Regions from separate parts of the Homo sapiens genome. Here region 2 is linked to region 1. The links are chromatin contacts, found by Hi-C or POLR2A ChIA-PET in ENCODE. All regions are on one chromosome and are shown on one strand. Each heading gives the region's core, a stretch centred on a gene start or an enhancer-like site at or near the end of the contact. The rest is flanking DNA. Distances are from core to core; before and after follow the strand shown.

Region 1 (4,212 bases), core at 590-3,089:
AAATAAATAAATTTACTTAACCTACTTTAAGTATTTTATCTGCATTTGTAAACTTAAAGTAATTAATTTATTTTGTCAAGTACTTCAGTTGTATGACTGACAAAAATTCCTTTTCAAGTATTTATGTGATTCATATATATGCAATCGATTAATCTTAAAAATATGTTAATTTTAGGTTCTTTTAAATGTCTAATATTACATTTACATTTTGAAATATTTCCACTTAAAATCACAAATGTAAGTCAATTACTTAGATCATATGTTTTAAATAAGTACTACACGACTAATATATTTTTCTTTTTTCTTTTCTTTTTTTTTTTTTTTTTTTTTTTTTTTGAGAAGGAGTCTCGCTCTTTCGCGCAGGCGGGAGTGCAGTGGCGCGATCTCGGCTCACTGCAAGCTCCGCCTCCCGGGTTCACGCCATTCCGCCTCCCGGGTTCACGCCATTCTCCTGCCTCAGCCTCCAGAGTAGCTGGGACTCCAGGCGCCCGCCACCACTCCCGGCTAATGTTTTTTTGTTTTTTGTTTTGTTTTGTTTGTATTTTTAGTAGAGACGGGGTTTCACCGTGTTAGCCAGGATGTTCTCCATCCCCTGACCTGGTGATCCGCCCGCCTCTGCCTGCCGAAGTGCTGGGATTACAGGCGTGAGCCACCGTGCCCAGCATGTTTGATTTTCTTAATCATTTCTATATTTAATTGTCAACCTACCTAGGTTTAAAATACATATTGCTTTAAGCCGGGTGTGGTGGCTCACACCTGTCATCCCAGCACTTTGAGAGGCCAAGGTGGGCGGATCACCTGAGGTCAGGAGTTCGAGACCAGCTTGGCCAACATGGTGAAACCCCATCTCTACTAAAAATACAAAAATTAGCCAGGCATGGTGGTGCGTGCCTGTAATCCCAGCTACTCAGGAGGCTGAGGCAGGAGAATCCCTTGAACCTGGAAGGCGGAGGTTGCAGTGAGCTCAGATCGCACCAGGGCACTCCAACCTGGGTGACAGAGTGAGATCTGTCTCAAAAAACAAACAAATAAAATAAAATAAAATAAAACACTTATTGCTTTAAAAAACAAAAGATTTTTCTCAAATTCTTTTGAATATACCTTCCAAAGCTGGTATTGCACGAAGTCTAGAGCCACATATTTCTACGGGGGCCAAATGCGGTAACTGACACGTGTAATCCCAGCACTTTGGGAGGCCAAGGTGGGAGGATCACTTGAGTCCAGGAGTTTGAGACCACCCTGGACAACATAGGGAGACCCCATCTCTACAAAAATTAAAAATTAGCTGGATGTGGTAGTGCTCGCCTGAGATCCCAGCTATGTGGGAGACTAAGGTTGGAGGATCACTTGAGCCCAGGAGGTTAAACCTGCAGTGAGCACAGCACCTTAGCTTGGACCATAGAGGAAGACCTCGTCTCAAAACAAACAAACATAAACAAATACCTAGGGAATTCTGTTCATAACACCACTACCAGGAGATGAGTTCCTTTTACTCTTAATATGACATGAACTTTAGAACTTAAAAAGGAGTTGTAGCCAGCCTCCAAAATAACCCCCAGAGATTCTCTCACACCTCATAGTCACTCCCTTGGGTGGATACTTCCACTCTGAACAGGGCTGACCTGGAAAATCAATAAGACAGTGTGGAAATGATGTAGAGTGACTTCTGAAGCTAGGTCATCAAAAACATTTCTACTTCTACCTTGCATGCTCTTGGATCATTTGCTCTGGACGAAGCCAGCTACTCATGCACTCCTGTGGAGCAGTCATGTAGTGAGGAACTGAGTCCTCCTACCAATGGCCAGCATTAGCTTGCCATGAGTATGAATCACCCATCTGGGAAGTAGATCCTCTAGCCCCAGCCAAGCTTTCAGATAACTGCAGCTCACACCAACATTTTGACTGCAACCTCATGAGGGATCCTGAATTAAAAATGAGCCACTCCATTCTGCCCTCTTCCTCCCCCAAAGCAACAACAACAAGGAAACACCAGAAACATCAAGCAGCTCCTAAATTCCTTCTTTTTTTTTTTTTTTTTTTTTTTTTGAGACGTTGTCTCGCTCTTTCACCCAGGCCGGAGTGCAGTGGTGCAATCTTGGCTCACTGCAACCTCTGCCTGCCAGGTTCAAGCAATTCTCTGCCTCAGCCTCCTGAGTAGCTGGGATTACAGGCGCCTGCCGCTACGCCTGTCTAATTTTTGTTTTTGTATTTTTAGTAGAGACGGGGTTTCACCAAGTTGGCCAGGCTGGTCTTGACTCCTGACCTCGTGATCCACCCACCTCGGCCTCCCAAAGTGCTGGGACTACAGGCTTGAGCCACCGCTCCCGGCCAGCTCCTAAATTCCTAATCCACAGAATCCCTGTAAAATTATAAACATTTATTATTGTTTTAAGCCTCTAAAGTTTGGAGTAATTTGTTTCATAGCAATACATAACTAATAAGAAATGCTCACATTAGCCCACATCTTTGAACCTAAATCATATCATTATCTAATTTCCAAGCCTGATTAGCTCCTATAAACCTCCATTCAGTGATTACACCATTTGTTTGGATTAAGCTATTGATTGTTTCATCTCATCCTGAATTCTTTTTCTATTCCTTCTATCTGTTAGGTCCACAATTCTACAGAGATTCTAGATCATACCTAATTCTGTGGCTTGTCAGCCTATTCCTGACACACTATCACAACTCCAAAGCGTGGCGTTCTGCTGCCACCTATCATCACAGCCTCCTCCTAGTCACCAGATTGACAGTTTATGTTCTAACAATAAAAGATGGAGGCATCTTTTTCCCAAATCTACTGCTCCACTGTTTGTGAAGTCTAATAAGCCATCTTAACATGGCTAAAAGAGAACCCTGGATTTTTGTCTATCCTCGCCTACTTTCCCCATTCTTTCACAGCCCCATAAATGGCATCATCATCCATCCAGTTGCTCATACCAAATACCTTAGAGTCATTCTGGATTCCTTTCTTCTTCTCACACCATTGGCAATGCCTTTAGACTCTCTCTCCAGATACATCCTGGATTTGTTAACTTCTCTTCATCTTCATTCCTAGCAGCCTAGACCTAGTTACTGTCTTTCACCAGGACTACTGCCATAGTCTCCCAACTGTAATCCCTGATGCTTTTCTCTGGTTTTCAAAAATCAACTGTTGTGAATAAAACAGCTGTAAACCGTCACATAAGGGTCTTTCTGTGACATATTTTATTCTCTTGAGTAAATACCAAGAAGTAAGATTGCTGTGTCATATGGTAAGTACCTGTTTAATTTTATAAGAAAGTGCCAGAAGTTGGGCACGGTGGCTCATGCATGTTATCCCAGCACTTTGGGAGGCAGAGGTGGGTGGACCACGAGGTCAAGAGATTGAGACCATCCTGGCCAACATGGCGAAACCCCGTCTCTACTAAAAATACAAAAATTAGCTGGACGTGGTGGTGTTTGCCTGTAGTCCCAGCTACTCACGAGGCTGAGGCAGGAGAATTGCTTGAACCTGGGAGGCGGAGGTTGCAGTGAGCCAAGATCTCGCCACTGCACTCCAGCCTGGGTGACAGAACAAGACTCCATCTCAAAAAAAAAGAGAAAGAGTGCCAGACTTTTTTTTTTTTTTTTTTGGTAAGGAGACAGGGTCTCACTCCCATTGCCCAGGCTGGAGTGCAGTGGCGTAATCACAGCTAAACTGCAGCCTCGACTTCCCCGGCCCAGGTGATTCTCCCACCTCAGCCTCCCAAGTAGCTGGGACTCAGATGCGCACCACAATGCCTGGCTAATTTTCTGTATTTTTCATAAAGATGGAGTTTTGCCATATTTCCCAGGCTAGTCTCGAACTCCTGGGCTCAAGCCATCAGCCCTCCTCAGCCTCTCAAAGTGCTGGGATTACAGGCATGAGCCACCATGCCAAACTATTTTTTAAAGCAGATATACCATTTCGTATTCCCATCAGTAACATGGGATTTCCACATCCTCTCCAGCACTTGGTATTGTTTTTTTTCTTTTTTAAGCCATTTTATTATGTGTGTAGTTGTAGTAGTTCTTTTTTTTTTTAAATTTGCATACAGTGAAATGTACCAATCCTAAGTGTACCATCCAAAGAGTTTTTATAAACGTGTATACCCATATAATCAAGATGTAGAACATTTTTATTACCCTCATAAATTCCCTAGTAACCCTCTTTCAGTCAATCCTTGTGCCCCTAGAAGCAGCCACTTCTAT
Region 2 (4,212 bases), core at 741-3,240, 560 kb before region 1:
GCAATGCAACTCAATATATCATTTTCTATTAATTACCACAGTCAGTAAAGTTTCTTGTTTGTGTGCTCAGCAAAATTAAAGTTAGGAGTTTTTGGCTTCATTTTGTAAGCCAAGATTCCCTGACTTGTCCTTAAATACACCACTTCGCTGCTCTATAAAATAGAGCAATATATTAAAAACACACTTCCTCTGAGCCTTCAGATGAGACTTGAGTTAGTTCAACACATTCTTTTGAGTACTACAAAGTGACATTTGGGTGGAGAACTACCAGCGATTCAGACCCAAAATGTAACACCTGCCTTTGAGAAGCTTACAAATGAATGAGACAGCAGATAAATAAACAGAAAATCTCAAGGTGAAGCAGGAAGCTCTAGTCTCTAGGTTTGTAAATGGGTAAATGCGGCATGGAAGACGGGTGTTAGCTCAGAGGGGTAATTTGCGGAATGCTGCATTGATGAGATGACATTTAAACAAAGTGTTAACTTTTTTAACATTAAGATTTCATGACGGAATGTAAAACATAAATGAACACGTCTAACTGCATCAACTCACTAAGCAATTTAATAAAATCATTCCTACAATAATGTAGCACGTGACCTTTTGTGAAACTCTATTTGGGAGCATAATTACGTGGATGAGCCAAAGTCCAATCGCAACACAAAGTCAATGCACAACCTCAGAGGAAATAACACAACCGGGGGAATACATAAGTTTTCATCTCCACCTTATATTAATGCTGTGATCCCATTAAAAAAAAAGTTACAATAATTTTAGACGCTAGCGTAGGCTGGATTAGAAAAGCGGAGTTTTACTGCCATCTCCTGGCAGTACTCGATGATGGCTGTCAGTAAAATGATACTGGATTCTACCTGCAGGCTCAGGCAAAATAGTACAGACAGAAGCGGAAATGCTTATCGTTAGCTGTTTTATTAGAAAGTATACATTTAAAACTCATTTCCGATGAAATGAATTTTCTGAAACTTTATTTCATCTTATTCTGATCGGATAAAAAACTTAATGCTTTTTTTTTTTAGTAAGTTTTAAACTGGTAACCCCAGAACTGAAGAAATTCTTTATTCACATCTCTTGAATTTGTTATATATACCTTGTTATTTCCAACACAATTGAATAAGATACACTTTAGGGAAAAGACTGTATTTTCCATCAGATTTTCAATTAGCTGAAACAAGATATTGTTTGCACTTGAATGAAGTAGGCTACAATATATTTCATATGTTGTCAAACGAAATATTTAAATGTCTTCTCTTTGTCTTGGTTTGAGAGCAGATTTTATGGCACCAAGTCCATGCACCAAATTTGTGCTTCTCCAACTCTCCCTGAGGCCTTTCCTTAACTACAAAACCATTTACGGCAAAAAAAAAAAAATTAACGAAACCAATCGTTCCATTACTTGCTAGCTTTCATTATATACTGAAACATCTATTCAGCATTTGTATCTGCTAATGCAACAGAAACTCATCTGCTCAATGAGATTTATCACTTTTTTTTTACATGTTCACAAGATATTGCTGTACATTTTGCAATGGGTCTTTATTACCTAGTAATGATGCCTTGCAAATTAAATTAGTTTTTAATGGCATAGTTAAATTCTAATTTATGTTTCGGAGCTTTGTTTAATTCATTTAGTTATAATGTAATCGTTTTCTTGCTATTTTCTTACATTGCATAGAAAGAACAAAAGAATAGGGGTTCATCTCATCACATTCAGTTGTCTTGGCTTTATTAAATCTTGTCAATAATTGCATTTCCCCCAAGAAAGTTTCAAAACAGTTGCAGTCCAATTCTTCGGGGAGAAAAAAAAAGAAAAGAAAAAACCTCTCTGGCTCTCTGGTTGCTCAGCAGTCTGTATAAGGAAGTTGAATCAAACTATTACTGTAACTCCAAGGGTTGGTTAGATATTGCCCTTCCTCATGCTCATTATAACCCTACCGTGCCATGTAATGTATTGGGCAATTATTCTTTTGCAATAAATTCCTTTCCTGTGAGCTCTTTCTTTCCTGAACATTCAGGAAAACTGAAACCAAAAGTGATCATTAGCAGCACAGAAAGTAATCTTTTATAATGTCTACTTGCATTTTCTTCCCTCTCAATCGACAGGTCTTTCACAGACCTGACTGCAATAACCTTTTATAATGCCTTTTCACTAGGGTCCACGCTGCAGGAGCAAAAAAGACCTTAGCAAGTTTCACGGTTTTAAGCCAGAAACTGAGTTATGGAGTTGCATGGGAATAATTAATATCATTTAAAATTTATTGAGCCGGTTTGACCCTACCTTGGTGTTGGTAGTTTTTTCAGGAGAACTAAAGCACACAGGGGGCATTTTAATGAGGACTATTTGCAACACAGGCTGTTTAAGTTTCCATCCAAACAAGGACAGTTTTCAGGCCCATTCTTCCTTTTCTTCCAATGAGAAGAGAAATTTCATATTCTGGAGAATTCTCCCATTCCAATTTTAATGTGTGCATATCTTCCTGAATGTCGTTTCTCCCGACTTCTGGGTACAACATGCAGATGACCCAGGTGAGAAAGTCACAGTTCGTGGTTTTCTCCTGGTTGCATGGATTCCACTCCTCACCCTGACCACCATCTTTTAAACTCCTGATCTTGATGACCAAAAAGATCAGTAAACCATTTTCTTCTTCTGGAAAAGCAATTTGCCACACCAGTCCTACCAGCTAGGAAGCAGGAGTGACAACTTCAAAATGAAAGCAACATTAAAAGGAATAACTTTTCATATTTCTTACAAGGATAAAACAAGAATATGTGATGTTTGGGTGAGAAGGAGATTGACTGTTCAGCACATACCTTTATTACTCTTTTAAGTTTTTCTCTGTGCATGCTCGACTTTTTCAAAAGCTTGCTAAAATATAACAAGGTGATATAAGCATGTGATACTACTCCTGATTTTAATTCTATTTAATATTATACCTGTTAAACGATGAGAAAAAGATAAACTAGGACACCAAGATTCCTTTTACATGAAATAATATTTCTGTAAGAAACTAATGAAGAATAAAAGCCGCCTTAATATTAATCCCCTATTTCTCTGAACTTTCTTGTCTTAAAATTTACTGTTGACAAAGACTAGCACAATATCCACAGTGTGGATCCAAGATTATAAATTGATCCTTAAGATTCACTTATGAAGGAGACACATCTGCACTGAAGTGAGCTTAGAAATAAAAGAGCATTTGTAGAAAAAGTAATTTGCTTCGAAGCTCAGCCCTGCTCTCAGCCACTCATACACTCCTGTCCATTGCCTAGGAGCAATGTGCTGAGAGTTGAATTTGGCTCACAGTCAATAGCCTCTTTCTTTAGCCTCCCAGGTGTTACATAACACACCTTGCTTTCTGCCTAATTCTCCCCTGAAGTTATCCTCTTCTTTTCCTAATATTGTAGTTCACACTGATGGAGATATTGTTAGAATCTCAGAGGAGGAATGAAAGCTTTTAGGACATGGTTCAAATAAAAATGTTGTTGATTGTGAAGGCAATTTTCTTTAAATATAGAATTTTCTTATTTGTTTATTTCCACTCAAAGTAACTGTGACCTGTAAAATAGAAGCATTCATGAATTAGTTGACTTATGAGTAATCCTTATCCCCACATCCAAACAACGGGGGGTCTCTAAGCTCTTGCCAGTAACACAGCAGCCATTGGAGAACCCAGAACTCTATAGATTTCTGCCCTTCTGCAGCTTCCCAGTTGCTCACTGTTATGGGTTGAATTGTGTTTCCCAAAAAGATATGTCGAAGTCCTAACCCTCAGTATTTGAGAATGTCACCATATTTGGAAATAGGGTCATTGCAGATATAATTTGTTAAGATTAGATGATACTGTAGTAAGAGAGGTCCTTAACCCAGTATGGCTAACATCCTTCTAAGATGCAGCACATGGGGGAAAAGGTCAAGTGATGACAGAGGTAGAAGGTGAGTGATGAAGCTGCCAGCCAAGGAATGCCAAGGATTGATGGCCACCACCAGAAGGCAGGAAGAGGCAAGGTAGGATTCTACCCAGAACCTCAGAGGGAGCCCACATGGCCCTGCTGACACTTTGATTTTGAACATCTAGTTTCCAGAACCATGAGAAAATACATTTCTGTTGTGTTAAGCCCTCACAGTTTGTGCTATTTGGTATGGCAGCCCTAGGAAACTAATAAACCTGCCCACCTACTAGCCTCGCCATGTCCCCA

The links. A loop is a pair of places that touch in the nucleus more often than their neighbours do. ChIA-PET counts read pairs that join two places held with the same protein, here RNA polymerase II (POLR2A). Pooled maps may share reads with other maps.
Region 2: a pooled map shows a loop between it and region 1 (7-fold over the local background). The contact joins two enhancer-like sites. A Hi-C loop is called at or near these places in 3 of 37 single-sample maps with no recorded cell type and 4 of 50 pooled maps. POLR2A ChIA-PET finds 5 or more read pairs at or near these places in 2 of 52 experiments (GM12878 and activated T-cell).

What each region holds. Positions count from the first base shown.
Region 1 is chr4:128,781,023-128,785,234 of GRCh38, reverse strand. No RefSeq gene overlaps it. Among named protein-coding and RNA genes, the nearest start is that of JADE1, 27 kb to the left of the region's middle. Within about 2 kb of position 1,839, at least 4 of the 41 ENCODE cell types and tissues checked have a DNase peak (open chromatin) inside an H3K27ac peak, as active enhancers do.
Region 2 is chr4:129,340,774-129,344,985 of GRCh38, reverse strand. No RefSeq gene overlaps it. Among named protein-coding and RNA genes, the nearest start is that of C4orf33, 250 kb to the right of the region's middle. Within about 2 kb of position 1,990, at least 2 of the 41 ENCODE cell types and tissues checked have a DNase peak (open chromatin) inside an H3K27ac peak, as active enhancers do.